2 separate regions of the Homo sapiens genome follow, and region 1 is linked to region 2. A link is a contact called in ENCODE Hi-C data. All regions are on one chromosome and are shown on one strand. The core of a region is the stretch at or near the end of the contact, and the rest is flanking DNA. Distances in the headings are between cores, read along the strand shown.

Region 1 (7,469 bases), core at 2,746-5,245, 360 kb before region 2:
TTCTCCTACAACGGGAGAGTCACTGGTCCTCTGCAGGTCCCTCCCCGCGGCAACGCACCCAGCCGCGGGGCCCGGCCGGGCTGGTGGGGGAAGGGGCGAGGAGCAGGGCCCCGGGGTGCACGGTCGCCCGACGCCCCCTGCCCGCGCCCCAGCCCGGCCCCCGCCCTCCGCGGCCTGAAGGTGAGCTCCCGGGGGAGACCCCCGCGCCCGGCACAGCCTGCTGGGCAAACAGTAACAGTAAATAACGCTCCCTTGTCAACGTAATAGAAACAGAAACGGTTACAATGTTTCTTTTTCTTTTTTTTGTTTTTTGTTTTTTCTTTTTTTTTTTTGAGATGGAGTCTCACTCTGTCGCCCAGGCTGGAGTGCAGTGGCGCGATCTCGGCTCACTGCAAGCTCTGCCTCCAGGGTTCACACCATTCTCCTGCCTCAGCCTCCCGAGTAGCTGGGACTACAGGCGCCCGCCACCATGCCCGGCTAATTTTTGTATTTTTAGTAGAGGCCGGGTTTCACTGTGTTAGCCAGGATGGTCTGGATTTCCTGACCTTGTAATCCACCCGCCTCGGCCTCCCAGAGTGCTGGGATGACAGGCGTGAGCCACCGCGCCCGGCGGTTACAATGTTTTTTAATAAGCACACCCCATCAATCTCCCTCCCGGGCCCTGGGCACCGGGGAGGAGGGGTAAGGGTGGGGGGCACCGGGGCTCGCTGCTTGGGGGGCCCAGGATACAGGCGGAGGACGCCCGGGAAAAGAGGGGAAAACACAGCAAGTGAGAGACGAGGGGGCTCGAGCGGCCAGGGTCAGGCGAGCTAGCGGAGCCGGAAAGCGGCCGCAGAGAGTAACATCGTTGCCATAGCGACGTGCCCGCGAGGAACAGCGGCCAAGGCGCCCGCACCGCCCGGCCCCTCCCACCAGCCCGTTGCCACGGAGACCGGGCCGGAGTGGCGCCGCGCTGTCTGCCGCGGCCTCCGGCGCCCCGACCTGCGCATTCGCAGCGGGACCTTGGGGGGCGCCGTGGGAGTGCCCTGGCGCCGCGCCGCGCCGGGGCCATCCGGACCCCTAGGCCTATTCCCGCCGCCTGCTCGGGTGGTGGTGGGGGGAGGGAAAAGACAAACTGTTCTTTGTTTGCCTTTGGAAAGCCGGCCTGCCTTTGTTCCGGGCGGGTTCGTTGGTTTCCAGGCGTTGAAGGCTGGGAGAGGAGGGGGTAGGGATCCCGGCCCAGCGGTCCCAGACGTTTTCGGAACTACAGACCCTGGGCTCAGCGCGGGGTCGCCGAGGGGACGCGGGCCACCAGCCCTATCCTCCGGAGCTCAGGCGCAGTCCAGGCTTCCCAGGCCCCGGGGCTGCCCTCCCGGAGCCTGACCTCCCCTGGGGGTGGGGGTGCTGCCCTGGGGCCCCCTTCCTGGGTTTCCTGGTCCTTCTGTCCACGTATCTCACTCCCCCATTGAACCGGCAAAGAGCACAAAGCAGAAAAGACATCCTTGCCGCCCCAGGCTCCCCCATCTAGCAGAAAACTCTGAAACAGTCCTCACCCCTCCCAAAGTTGAGAGAAACGTGGATGTTCCATAAACAAAACCCGCCCTCCAGCAGCATGTTTAAGTGGAGGCGACCTCGCGTGGGTGTGCGTGTGTGTATGTGTGCGTGTCTGCGTGCGCCGGGGACGCGCGATCATCTCTCAGGCTGTTTGTGGATAATTTTTTTCTCTAGATTTTGTTTGTTTTTAATAAGGATCAGAGGTCTGGGCTGTGGGGAAGGGGCAAGGGTCATCTCGGATGGCCAGGCCGGGAGGTACCAGGGGGACAGGTCTCCGGGCCTGGCCTGCCGAGCGAGGCGGGATCCGGAGCCGCCCCATCTGGCCCTACTCCCGGCAGTGGCTGGTGGGAGTCAGTGGGGACCGGCTCCGTGGGCTGCTCCTGGGGTATGGCCCCAGAGAGGAGCCAAGCCAAAGAATACGATTTCTCTCCCCTGCACAGGGCAGCTGTCATTTCCCCGGCCCCTGTCCTGGCCATAAGGGCCAAGAGAGAAGGCAAGCAGAGTGGCTCGGGTCTCTGGGGCTTTCTACACTGGAAAGGGAGGTTTTTGTTTTTTTGTACAAGGCAGACTTCAACTTTCAGCGAGCAGGCTGACCAGATGGGAATGTAGGGAGGGTGTGCGGGGAAAGGGGACCCCCCTGCTTCAAACTACCTCCCTGCCATCATTGCCTACCAGCCTGGGCCCCCACTGCGGCCCTGTGCTGGCTGAAGGGAGGGAGGGGCTGGGGCTGATGTTTCTTCTTTCCTACTCCCTCCTTCTTTCTAGATGTGAGAAAGGAACCCCGCCCTGTAGGGGAAGCTTGTCTGGTGTCCAGAAGACTTAGGGTCCATGGGCCGGGTGTGGTGGCTCAAGCCTGTAATCCCAGCACTTTGGGAGGCCGAGGAGGGCAGATCACGAGGTCAGGATATCGAGACCATCCTGGCTAACACGGTGAAACCCCGTCTCTACTAAAAAATACGAAAACTTAGCCGGGTTGCGGGGTGGCGGGCACCTATAGTCCCAGCTACTCGGGAGGCTGAGGCAGGAGAATCGCTTGAACCTGGGAGGCGGAGGTTGCAGTGAGCCGAGATCACGCCATTGCACTCCAACCTCGGCAACAAGAGTGAAACTCCAACCTCGGCAACAAGAGTGAAACTCCATCTCAAAAAAAAGAAAGACTTAGGGTCCACAGTGGCAGTCTGGGTGTTGTATTGCCATCTCTCCTTGAAGGAGAAGATGAACACTTGGTGGGAGGGCGCCTGGGAGCTGTTGCTGCAGTGTAGAGAAGCCCCATCTTGGCCCAGCGGGCAGCAGCCTGTGCTGAGAATGGGGACTCCAGGACCAGAGAGGCCTGGCAGTGGATCCTGGCTCTGCCAAAACCACTGCTTGTGCATCTGGACGACGGGGACAGCGCAGTGCCCCTGTCACAGATGGTGATGGCTCCTGGCGGTGGTGCACAGAAGCTCGTGGCATGGCATCTGGTGCACAGTAGGTGCTAGAACATGGAATCTGTCATTGGAGCTGGTGTGACCCAAGATGGCCACCTTGGGTCTCTGACACTCCGGGGCTGGCTGTGTCCCAGGACAGGTTCATCTTTGGTCAAGCCTCCAGGAAAAGAGCACTGGACTGGGGTCAGGAGAAGCAGAGGCCATGGGTTCTGTCACCAACCAACTGTGTAATCCGACACAAGTCCCTGAGCTGCTTTGAGCCTCAGTCTTCCCATCTTGCAAATGGGGATAATAATCACAACCACCACTGACTGTGAACTTACTCAGTGCCAGGCACTCCACCGAGGCCTGTACATTGCCTTATCTAATTCGACCCTCAAAGCAACCAAGTGAGGTAAAGACTAGATCCCAGTTTCACAGATGAAGGGACAGAGCCTCAGAGAAGTGAAGCCACATGCTGGGGACACACAGCTGGAAGGTGGTGCAGTCTCCATCACACACCCCTGAGAGCGAGTGTCCAGCTGCTGCTCCTGTCTCTGTTGTTCCCCCGCTCTTCCTGCTCACCTCCTGTACTTTTTGGTGGCTCAGGCCACAGCCCTCCCTTTGTATTTGAACCCTTGGATCCAGCCATTGTGGAATCTTCTGAGTCTGGTGGAGATCCAGCCCCCTCAGTGGGAGACATCCTCAGGGGTAGATGGGGGCTTCAGGAAAGCCAGGTGGGCCCCACATGGTCCCCACAGTCAACCCGGCAGCCCCCAGCCGATCTGCCATCCACTGAGTCTCCCCCTGCCGTTTACACCGAAGGGTTGGGGTTCCTAACCCACCCAGGTGGACGCGTGGCCTCCAGATGGTGCAGTTAATCCCGCTGGAAGCCGTACATCAGCGTGATTGTCCCAGCTTCCCTTCTCCTCCCCTCCTCCGCGCTGTCACCTCTGAGGAGCTAGTGGGAGAAGCGCCCCTCCAGCCCCCCGCTCCCGTCCCAGGCTTTGTTCCTGCTCAGTAGCCGGAACAGGAAGTGGCCCAGTCACGGTCTCCATAGCCCATGTTTGAATCTCAGCCCTGTCACTGCCCAGCACGGTGGCTTTGGCCAAGCATTTCATCTCCTGTTATCCTGTTTCCTCATCCATGAAATAGGGTGGGTCACAGCGCCTCCCTGATCCCAAAGATGGGGGCTGCTGTGTATGAGCGCTCCACCGTGGACCTGGCTCCCAGGGATCCTGGGATATGTAACAAGTGCTTACTTTGGGCTAGGTGTTGTAAATGCTTTAGCTCAGCAAATCCTCAAACAAGCACGTTAATGACCCTGTTTTATAGGTGGAGAAGCCGCCACTCCGAGAAGGGAAGTAAGTTGCCCAAGGCCACACAGCCAATTAGCAGAAGAACTGGGATTAAACCAGGCAGGCCTGTGCAGCTCTAAAGACCTCGCTGTAACCTTAGGTTCCTGGCCCTCCCTACTGAGCTCCTCTGAGGCTACCAAACCAGTGTCTGCAGTGACAGCATCTTTAGCCTTCCCTGGGGCTGCTGGGCTAATAGGGCCTTAATAAAGCCAGCAGAGGCATCTGCAGCTTTGCAGGGCAGGAGCTGAGGGGCCTGGTGCAGAAGATGTGTCCTGATGAAAATATCAGGTGGGGAGGGGGAGGGGACCATGGGGTGAGCCGCCTGCTCATGTCTCCAGCTTCCTGACCTCTGTGGCTGAGTCACTGGAAGCCTCCAGGTGCAGGGGACAATCAATTCCATCACTCATTCCATCCATGTTGGCTTACTTCCTTTCATCCATCCATCCATCCATCCATCCATCCATCCATCCTCCCAATCACTCATCCTCCCTCCCGTGCTGCCATGCATCCACCCATCCATGAATCCACTCAGCTACCCATTCCTTCCCTCCTTTCCTCCTTTCATTCTCTCCTTCCTTCTGCCCATCTGTCCATCCAGTGTTTACTGAGCACCTATCTTGAGCCAAGCCTTATGTGACGTGCCCAGGTTCCTCCCTCTGAGGGACTCACATTCTCAAAAGGATGCAAAACAACTAACCCCAAGTGCCCAGGGCCCTAGGAGAGGAGAGGGCATCTCAGGGGCTCTGACACTGGGCTCTGCACACCTTCCTCAGCCAAGGCCGCCAGGTGACCTTGGGCCGATCACACTCCCTGGGGACCTCTCTTCTACATATTCAAAAAAGGGTGTGCTTGTCCATTCGGCTGTTATGACAAAATACCTTAGACTGGGTTATTTATAAACAAATTTATTGTTCACAGTTCTGGAGGCTGGGAAATCCAAGATGAATGTGCCTGCAGATTCGGTGTCTGATGAGGGCCGTTTCCTCATAGATGCCTTATAGCCTTGTCCTCACGTGGTGGAAGGGGTGAGCAGGCTCCCCAGGCCTCTTGCCTAAGAGCATGAATTCCATTCATGAGGATAGAGCCCTCATGACCTAATCACCTCCCAGAAGCCTCACCTCTTTTTTTTTTTTTTTTTTTTGAGACGGAGTCTCACTCTGTTGCCCAGGCTGGAGTGCAGTGGCGCGATCTCAGCTCACTGCAAGCTCCACCTCCCGGGTTCACACCATTCTCCTGCCTCAGCCTCCCCAGTAGCTGGGACTACAGGCGCCCCCCCACCATGCCTGGCTAATTTTTTGTATTTTTAGTAGAGATGGGGTTTCACCGTGTTAGCCAGGATGGTCTTGATCTCCTGACCTCGTGATCCACCCACTTCGGCCTCCCAAAGTGCTGGGATTACAGGCGTGAGCCATTGCCCCAGGCCAGAATCCTCACCTTTTAATACACATTGCAGATAATGGTGTTTTTTTGTTTTGGTTTGGTTTGGTTTGGTTTTTGTTTGTTTGTTTTGAGACAGGGTCTCCCTCTGTCACCCAGGCTGCAGTGCAGTGACCTCATCTTGACTCACTACAGTCTCGGCCTCCCAGGTTCAAGCAATCCTCCCTCCTCAGCTTCCCGAGTAGCTGAGATTACAGGTATGTGCCACCACACCTGGCTAATTTTTGCATTTTTTGTAGAGACGGGGTTTCACCATGTTGGCCAGGCTGGTCTGGAACTCCTGACCTCAGGTGATCCACCCGCCTCAGCCTCCCAAGGTGCTGGGATTACAGGCATGAGCCACCAAGCTTGACGCAGATTATGTCTTGACATACGAATTTTGGGGGGAGGGGGGTCAGGTCATGGTAAATGTGGTGCATTGTGATGTCTCCTATTCTGTATTTCTACAATCCCAAACAGGTGAGTAAGAACCCAACTAACTACTCCCCCGAGCACCCATTCCCACCCCGGCCTCTGGGATCTGCCTCCAACACCTGCAGGTTCCCCAGATTGAGGTCCAGGTCCGCTCCAATTGACCCAGACAAGCTGCGGTGGGACCTGGCAGAGGTGGGGGCCGGGGCAGAGCACTGGACTCAGAAGCAAGAGGCCAGGGGCGGGGTCTGGCTCTGTCCTGTGATGTGTGACCCTGAGGAAATGGCATTCCAGAGCTCAGATGAAATACCTTAGAGACTCGGGAAATGTCAGCTGTTGGGGGCATTACTGTTATAATTATTGCTGTCATATTGTTGCTACAAAAGAAGCTGGTTAGAGCCACTGGCTTTGGGAGGCATCGTTCATTCGGTGGTTACCACTCGTTCACCCACTCACTCAATAAAAATTTATTACTGTGGCTGGGCATGGTGGCTCACACCTGTAATCTCAGCACCTTGGGAGGCCGAGGCGGGCGGATCACCTGAGGTCAGGAGTTCGAGACCAGCCTGGCCAACATGGTGAAACCCTGTTTCTACTAAAAATACAAAAATTAGCCAGGCATGGTGGCGGGCACCTGTAATCCCAGCTATTTGGGAGGCTGAGGCAGGAGAATCGCTTGAACCCTGGAAGCCGAGGTTGCAGTGAGCTGAGATTGTGCCATTGCACTCCAGCCTGAGCAACCAGAGCAAAACTCTGTCTCAAAAAAAAAAAAAAAAATGGCCAGGTAAGGTGGCTCACGCCTGTAATCCCAGCACTTTGGGAGGCCGAGGCGGGTGGATCATGAGGTCAGCAGATCGAAACCATCCCGGCTAAGACGGTGAAACCCCATCTCTACTAAAAATACAAAAACTTAGCCAGGCATGGTGGCGGGTGCCTGTAGTCCCAGCTATTTGGGAGGCTGAGGCAGGAGAATGGCGTGAACCCAGGAGGCGGAGCTTGCAGTGAGCCGAGATCGCACCACTGCACTGCAGCCTGGGCGATAGAGCAACACTCCAACTCAAAAAAAAAAAAAATTTATTACCGTGATCTGTGCCACGTGTTGGGCCCTGAGCCAAGTGCTGGGGAAGATACTAGGTAAGACAGGATCCTGCCCTCCAGAGAGGGCGTTGAACAGGTAGGTGTCACCTCGATTGCCAGGTCCCCATTTAATAGAGGCTGTGTTGAGGATTCTGAGACTACATCTCGGCTTAGAGGGAAAGAGTGCTGTGATCAATTAGTAATGTCTGCCACATTCACAGGGAGAGGAGTCTACACTAAGGCATTT
Region 2 (6,785 bases), core at 3,619-6,118:
TGCTGCCTGGAAGGAGCATGTGACAGTCATACGTCCTGGCTGCTCATCAGTTTCCTTCAGGGGAAGGCTGACATATGGGAGATGACATTGGTAGGCCACAGCAGATGGCAGAGGAGCCTGGGAACTGCTGGGAGGGCATCGCATCTCACACAGTGCCTGAAGCGGCAGGTGTCTGTGTGTGTGTGTGGCGGGGAGCGGTGCCCAGGGTCCACCCAGTCTCCAGGAGCCGCTTCTCCCTCAGGAGAGGAGGGGTCCCTCTCTGTGCTGTGAGTTTCTTCCTCTGAAACCCCCCACATGTCTTCTCTCATCCCTGTCCTGGGCTCCCTTGGTTGCTGTGTCTCTCTGCAGTCCCCTCCAAGCCTGGGATTCCTTGGCTACCTGTCAGCATCCCCGGGGGCCCAGGACTTCAAGAGCTGGAGGGAGCTGCCTCCCAGTCTAGCCCTGCCTGTGTGGACCCAGGGCTTATGCCCCATGCCAAGCCTGGCTCACCTGTGAAAATGGGGTCGGGCTGGCATCTGCCGTGTGGGCTGCGGGAGGAGTGAATGGGAGAATGCAAAGGGCTGGGCCAGAAAGGGGGCTCCAGGAAAGCTGAATGCATGAACAAGTAAGAATTAGTGCAGCCTGGGCAACACAGACCCTATCTCTGTGAAATTAAAAAAAAAATTAAAAATTAGCTGGGCATGCTGGCTCATTCCTGTAGTCCCAACAACTTGGGAGGCTGGGGTGGGGGGATTGCTTGATGATGGAAAGTTGCACTGAGCTATGATCACGCCATTGCACTCCAGCCTGGGTAACAATGCGAGACCCCATCTCAAAAAAAATGAGAATTAGTCAATGAAGCCAGGTGCAGTAGTGCACCTGTAGTCCCAGCTGTTCAGAAGGCTGAGACAGGAGGATTGCTTGAGACCGGGAGTTTGAGGCCAGCCCAGGCAACACAGCGAGACCCTGGCTGTGTTGCCTTAAAAAAAAAAATAAATTAATTAAAAAAAGAGTTAATGAATGAGTGAACGTGTCAATTTAACCGATCCTCTGTCCATTTCAGTATTCAGTTACCTAGATTGTAGGTGACCTGAGTTCTCCTGGGTTAAGATGCCCTGCATCCCTCCAGAGAGTGAGGTTTGTCTGACAGTGGTCCATCCCATCCCCCAGGCTGAAATGTGAGTCGAATGGATCCTGCTGGCCTCCTCTCCACTCCAGAGGCCTGCAGCAGGGCTGGGAGGAGGGGGAGGCAGGCAGGCACCCAGGGGACAGGGTTGAAAGATGCTGAGAGCAACTGCCTTGCTCCGGTCCCTGTGGAGCCTCTGTCAACCATGGCTGCTGGGCTGGGAAGGACAGAATCATAGACTCACATTGTGAGGGTGCAGGGAGCGGCAGTGAAGGGGAAGGCTCAGCTGGGGGACCCTGAGGAGGGCTGAGCTTGGTTGGGGCCATGCGAATAAACTCCTTTTGGGGTTCGACCCTGGGTGGCAGTGTGCTGGGGCAACTGACTGAGAGACATTGAGCCCCAGGGGTGAGGGCACCTGCAGCAGATTCCCACTGGGATTAGACTCCAAGTGGGGTTGGCAGCAGAGGCAGGGGAGGGACCAGGAGTTCAGAGGAGGAGGAGGTGCTCAGGTGTGTCCCATCTCTTCAGCTGTCTGCACCTCAGTCTCCCCACCTGTCAGGCGGGGACAGGGCGGGGGTGGTAGTGAGCCCACAGCATTGCTGTGGTTAAACGAGCTTCCAGAGCACCTCACTGCATACGGGGCTGGCACAAAGAGCGTGCTCCATAAATGTGGCCTCTTGCTACTCCCCCAGGAGGCACCCCACTCCTGGATGACTTCTGCTTTGGGGAACAGTGGGTCAGAATTTCCACTGCAAGTGGGTTCCAGTGGGTGGTGGGTGGTGGTGCCTGCTGGGGTCAGGGGTGACCTGGGCTCTGGCCTCGCCCTCTTGGGATCCAAGGTGTAGAGCACCAGTTAACAACATCGTGTGAGGCTGCACTGTGAGACTAGCCGTGCACTCATTCCAAGGCTTACTTAGTAGGCTGGTGCTGGGGATGCAGCAGTGAACAAGGCAGACCACCAAGGCCACCAGGACGGTAAGGGAATTGTAAAGAGACCAGGATAGGGATCAAGGGCAACCTGACCCAGCTGGAGAGGCTAAAGCAGGCTTTCTTGAGGAAGCACCTCTATGCTGAGTTCATTGGCAAAGGTCAGGGTAAGGAGCTGTTGCTTAGGGAGAAAGCCCTTGCTTTGCCTCAGGACAAAAAAGGAGCAGACATTGGGACACAGCCCTTCATCTTACTCTCTCCCTTAGTTCCCTATATTGCACCCCACCCCCCCATATTGGCCCCCAATGCATCAGACCTCCAGTTCTTCACACCCTTATGAAATCCCCTCCCACACTGACTCTGGACTTTGGACATTTGGCCAAAATGCCCCATTTTGGCCAAATATAGCAAGTGTGATGTAAACAGAGGCTTGATAAGCACTTACACATTGGGGCTTGTCTCTGGAAACACTCCTTTTTTTTTTTTTTTTTTTTTTTTTTTTTTAAAAGACAGAGTCTCACTCCGTCACCCAGGCTGGAATGCAGTGGCAAGATCTCGGCTCACTGCAACTTCCACCTCCCAGGTTCAAGTGATTCTCCTGCCTCAGCCTCCCAAGTAGCTGGGACTACAGGTGCGTGCCACCATGCCTGGCTAATTTTTTGTATTTTTAGTAGAGACAGGGTTTCACCATGTTAGCCAGGATGGTCTCTATCTCCTGACCTCGTGATCCGCCCGCCTTGGCCTCCCAAAGTGCTGGGATTACAGGCATGAGCCACTGTGCCCAGCCTGGAAACAGTCCTTTTTAGAAACCAGCCACCACACTGTGAGGAAGCCCAAGCTGCCATGTGGCAAGGCCCTGCCAAGCATTCAGGTAGAGCCACACCACCTGCCACTCATATGAGGGAGGCCATTTTGGACTCTGGGAGAGTCATCCTAGTGGCCCAGCTACCAAGCAGGGAGCGGAAGAATAGCTGGTCAAATCATAGAATCATGAGAAATAATACATGCTTGTTGCTTTAAGCAATGAAGTTTTGGAGTGATTTGTTACATAGTACTAAATAGCACAAACATTTTTCTGCCCGAAGTCCAATTCTTTCCTGTGCCCAGAGCCTCTCTAGCTGGCATGAAGTGTCCTTCCCGAGACCTGTTCAGTTCTGCCCTGAAACTTTCTGTGGCTGGCTCCTACCAAGCTCTTCCCAAGATCAGAACATATCCTCCAGCCCCAAACCGCCTTCACTGGCTGATGCCCTGTGAGGGTCTCTGGGTCAGACAGGACTGGGGTTTGCAAGTGAGGGATGAGGCACAACTGTCCCTGGCCACCAAGGAGAGCCAAGCACAGGATTGTTCCCCAGGCAGGTGTAAGTTTCGTGTGGTGGCATCTGGGTCAGAGTGCAATCTGTCTGCTGGGAACATGGTCTTGTTTGAGCAACCTTCTTGCTTCCCTGCCTTCTTTACACATCTATTGAGCACCTACTGTGGGCCCTTCCTCCCAGAGGTGCTAGGGGAGACAGTAGAGGTGATGAGGTCACTGTCCTGGCTCTTGGGGTTCCACAGATGGGTGGGGGAGAAAGCCCAGATGTGACCAATCACACTCAAGGTATCAAGTGCTGCGAGAGCTGTGGGGGTGTCCACAGAGGCCTCTCTGGGAGTAGGGGTGTCCCAGCCGTTGGGCACAGAAGAGGGGTCTGGCATCTGCAGACTGCATTGTGACCAGGGATGAAACTGGAGCACAGGGGCCTGTGGGGGTGGGGTGGGCTGGGTGGTGAGGAGCCTCGAAAGCCAGAGCGAGAGCACCCTGGGACCTAGCCCTGGGGAGCCAGGAAGTGACAGGAGAGGACCTGCTTCAGGTACGTGTCTCCAGCAGAAGAGACAGGTGAACGGAAGGACACACAGATGGACAGAGAGCAGGAAAGGGTCCAGGGAAACAGGGAAGAGGAAAAAGGCGTTTCGGCAGCACTTGGACGCGGTCACTGTGGTCATTGCCGCACCTTGGCTGCAGGGGGCTGCTTGCCTGGGCCCACAAGACCAGACCAACAGAAAGTGCCTCTGCCCAGGAAACTTACTGCCCGATGCTGGGAAAGAAGGAAATGTCTTCATTAAATCATCAAAGTGAGGGTGCGCAAACCACCCTGAAGCAATTCTGACCGAGAAGATGCTGCATCAACTTGGGGTGGGGGGACAACTGAGCCCCTTGCGTTTCCGTGGCGACCTTACTCTTCTGTCCTCCCAGGCCAAATATCAAAGTTCGAGAGGCCACAACTATGTCAGTCAGGGTGTGTGGGAATCAGCTGGCACATTGCAGGAGGTAATATGAGGACGATTTAATCAAGGACCATTTACAGAGGTGGGGGTGTACGTGAGGCAGTACAGCTCTAGCTCAGAAGCTGGTAACAGCTGGACACCACACCCACCCCCGCAAACATATCCTGGAGGCCCGAAGGGGCAAGGGAAGGGAGCTGTGGAGAACGACAGTCCACCATGGGCAGGTTCTCCCGTCCTGTGAAGCTTATGCCCAGCAAACCTGGTCTTCCTAATGGACCCCAATGCTGTCTGCCCGACCACAGGCTGCATTTAGTGGACCAGGCTGGGGGCCGCAGTCGGGAGAAGGGCCTTCCTGAGTACGCAAAGCTATAACTACAAGAATGGCCACTGCAGCACCATTGGCAAGAGCTAAAAGCTGGACACAAGCCGGATGGCCCGCGGATGGGGAGGGTCAAATGAACTACAATCCATCCACATGAAAACTGGGCGCTGCTACAGGAAGGAGGCTCCTTGTGTGCCATCAGGGAGAGGCCTTGGCGCCAGCTCCCTAGGAAGGCAGGCTGCCAGGCAGTATGTCCAGAAGGAGCTCACTCTGGTGAAAACAACAAACAAGCCATCAACACTAGCTGTGCAGGCAAAGGCACAGAGTCCAGAAGGAATAGTCCTGACTGTTAGCAGAGCTAACAGTCTTTCCTGCTCTCTGTCCATCTGTGTGTCCTTCCATTCATCCATCTCTTCTGCTGGAGACACTTCAGGGGCGCAGCTAATGTGGCGGGGGGGGGGCTTTCACCTTGTATTTTATATGCTTTGTACTGTCTTTGTTCACACTAAACATACAACCCCTTTAAAAGTCATTTATGGAGGCCGGACGCGGTGGCTCAGGCCTGTAATCCCAGCACTTTGGGAGGCCGAGGCGGGCAGATCACGAGGTCAGATCATCGAGACCATCCTGGCTAACACGGTGAAACCTCTCTCTACTAAAAATATAAAAAATTAGCCCGGCATGGTCACACGTGCCTGTAGTCCCAGCTACTCGGGAGGCTGAGGCAGGAGAATGGCATGAACCCGGAAGGGGAAGCTTGCAGTGAGCCAAGATCGTGCCATTGCACGCCAGCCTGGGTGACAGAGACTCCATCCCGCCGCCCAAAAGAAAACATAAAAATGAATAAAATCATTTATGGCCGGGCATGGTGGCTCACCCTTGTAATCCCAGCACTTCGGGAGGCCGAGGTGGGCAGGTCACCTGAGATCAGGAGTCCGAGAGCAGCCTGACCAACATGGAGAAACCCCATCTCTACTAAAAATACAAAATTAGCCAGGCATGGTGGTGCATGCCTGTAATCCCAGCTACTTGGGAGGCTGAGGCAGGAGAATCGCTTCAACCTGGGAGGCAGAGGTTGCACTGAGCCGAGATTACGCCATTGCACTCCAGCCTGGGCAACAAGGGTGAAACTCCATCTCAAAAAAAAAAAAAAGTCATTTATATAAAAAACTACAAAAAATATGTTGAAGGGGGAATGAATAGAAAAAGATGCCAGTGTTCTTCCCTAACTGGTATTTGGCAATCGCTGAGCTGAACATTTACAGGGCAGCTGCAGTGTGCCAGGCCCTAGGAGAGCAGTACTGATCAGAAGGCTGCCTGCAAGGTGCTCGCCATCTACGGGAAGCAACAGCACGAGACGGGTGGGATGAGTGGGCATAGCCAGGTGACAGGGGCCTGGGGCTGTGGGGCTGGTTCATAGCAGTGAGAAAACCCTGTGGATGAGCATACTGGGCAGAGAGGCTGGGGAATGTGTGGGGTATTTCTGTCTGCTCTGCATGTGCAGGAGGCGGTGTTGGAGACAGGAACATGCTAGACTTGGCAGGGCCTCTGAAGTCCTCTAAAGGTGCATGGACACCATTACAAAGGTCCTAAGAGATGTATAGGCCAATGAGAGAGGGATGGAGAGGCAGCAGTGGGCACAGGCCCAGCATGAGTGCCAGAGGAGGGCAGTGCCATGTTCAAGGGCTGCAGAGTGAGTTACCCTAGGACAGCTGTGCAGTCTGCCTCCCGCAGCACACAGGTAAATGCACTGTCCAGGTGGGCCAGAAAGGCCTGAGTGGTTGTTCTGCACATCCTGGCCCACGGACCAGGAGGGCAGGACCTAGGGATCTCAGAGGTGCCAGAGATAGCCCTTCAGCCAGAACAGGTCTAAGAGACATTTTGTCCATTGTCCTCCAGAGGTGCTGGTCTGCCCAGGAACCTTGAGCATCCGTGGCAGAAGGACAGTGAGGCCTGAAGCTCTGAGACCCAGAACCATAAGTCCTGCTGACAACAGAAAACTCCCAGGGGGAATGGCAGGTGGCCTCTCCTTCAGGTGCTGACTTTGACAAGTCCAGGTTGCCTGGAACACTGTGACGGATCCTGGGGACACATCCAAGATCGCTGGGAAAGAGTGCAGGGTTGACTGCTGATGTGGGCCATGGCCGAGTAGTATAGACCGACGCAGGA

What was found. Hi-C counts contacts between places; a loop is a spot of excess contacts on that map. Pooled maps may share reads with other maps.
Region 1: a loop to region 2 is called in a pooled map, with 3 times the contacts of the local background. The contact joins two enhancer-like sites. A Hi-C loop is called at or near these places in 2 of 168 maps with a recorded cell type or tissue (ascending aorta and sigmoid colon) and 7 of 50 pooled maps.

What each region holds. Positions count from the first base shown.
Region 1 is chr22:23,515,422-23,522,890 of GRCh38, reverse strand. No RefSeq gene overlaps it. Among named protein-coding and RNA genes, the nearest start is that of LINC02557, 5.8 kb to the right of the region's middle. RefSeq lists an enhancer at 1-404 and a silencer at 750-1,109. Within about 2 kb of position 3,995, at least 2 of the 41 ENCODE cell types and tissues checked have a DNase peak (open chromatin) inside an H3K27ac peak, as active enhancers do.
Region 2 is chr22:23,161,899-23,168,683 of GRCh38, reverse strand. It overlaps RAB36 (RAB36, member RAS oncogene family), which reads right to left. Exons shown (of 11, transcript NM_004914.5): 11 at 3,021-6,785. It also overlaps a transcript of RSPH14 not described here. Among named protein-coding and RNA genes, the nearest start is that of BCR, 15 kb to the left of the region's middle. RefSeq lists an enhancer at 1,529-2,030. Within about 2 kb of position 4,868, at least 4 of the 41 ENCODE cell types and tissues checked have a DNase peak (open chromatin) inside an H3K27ac peak, as active enhancers do.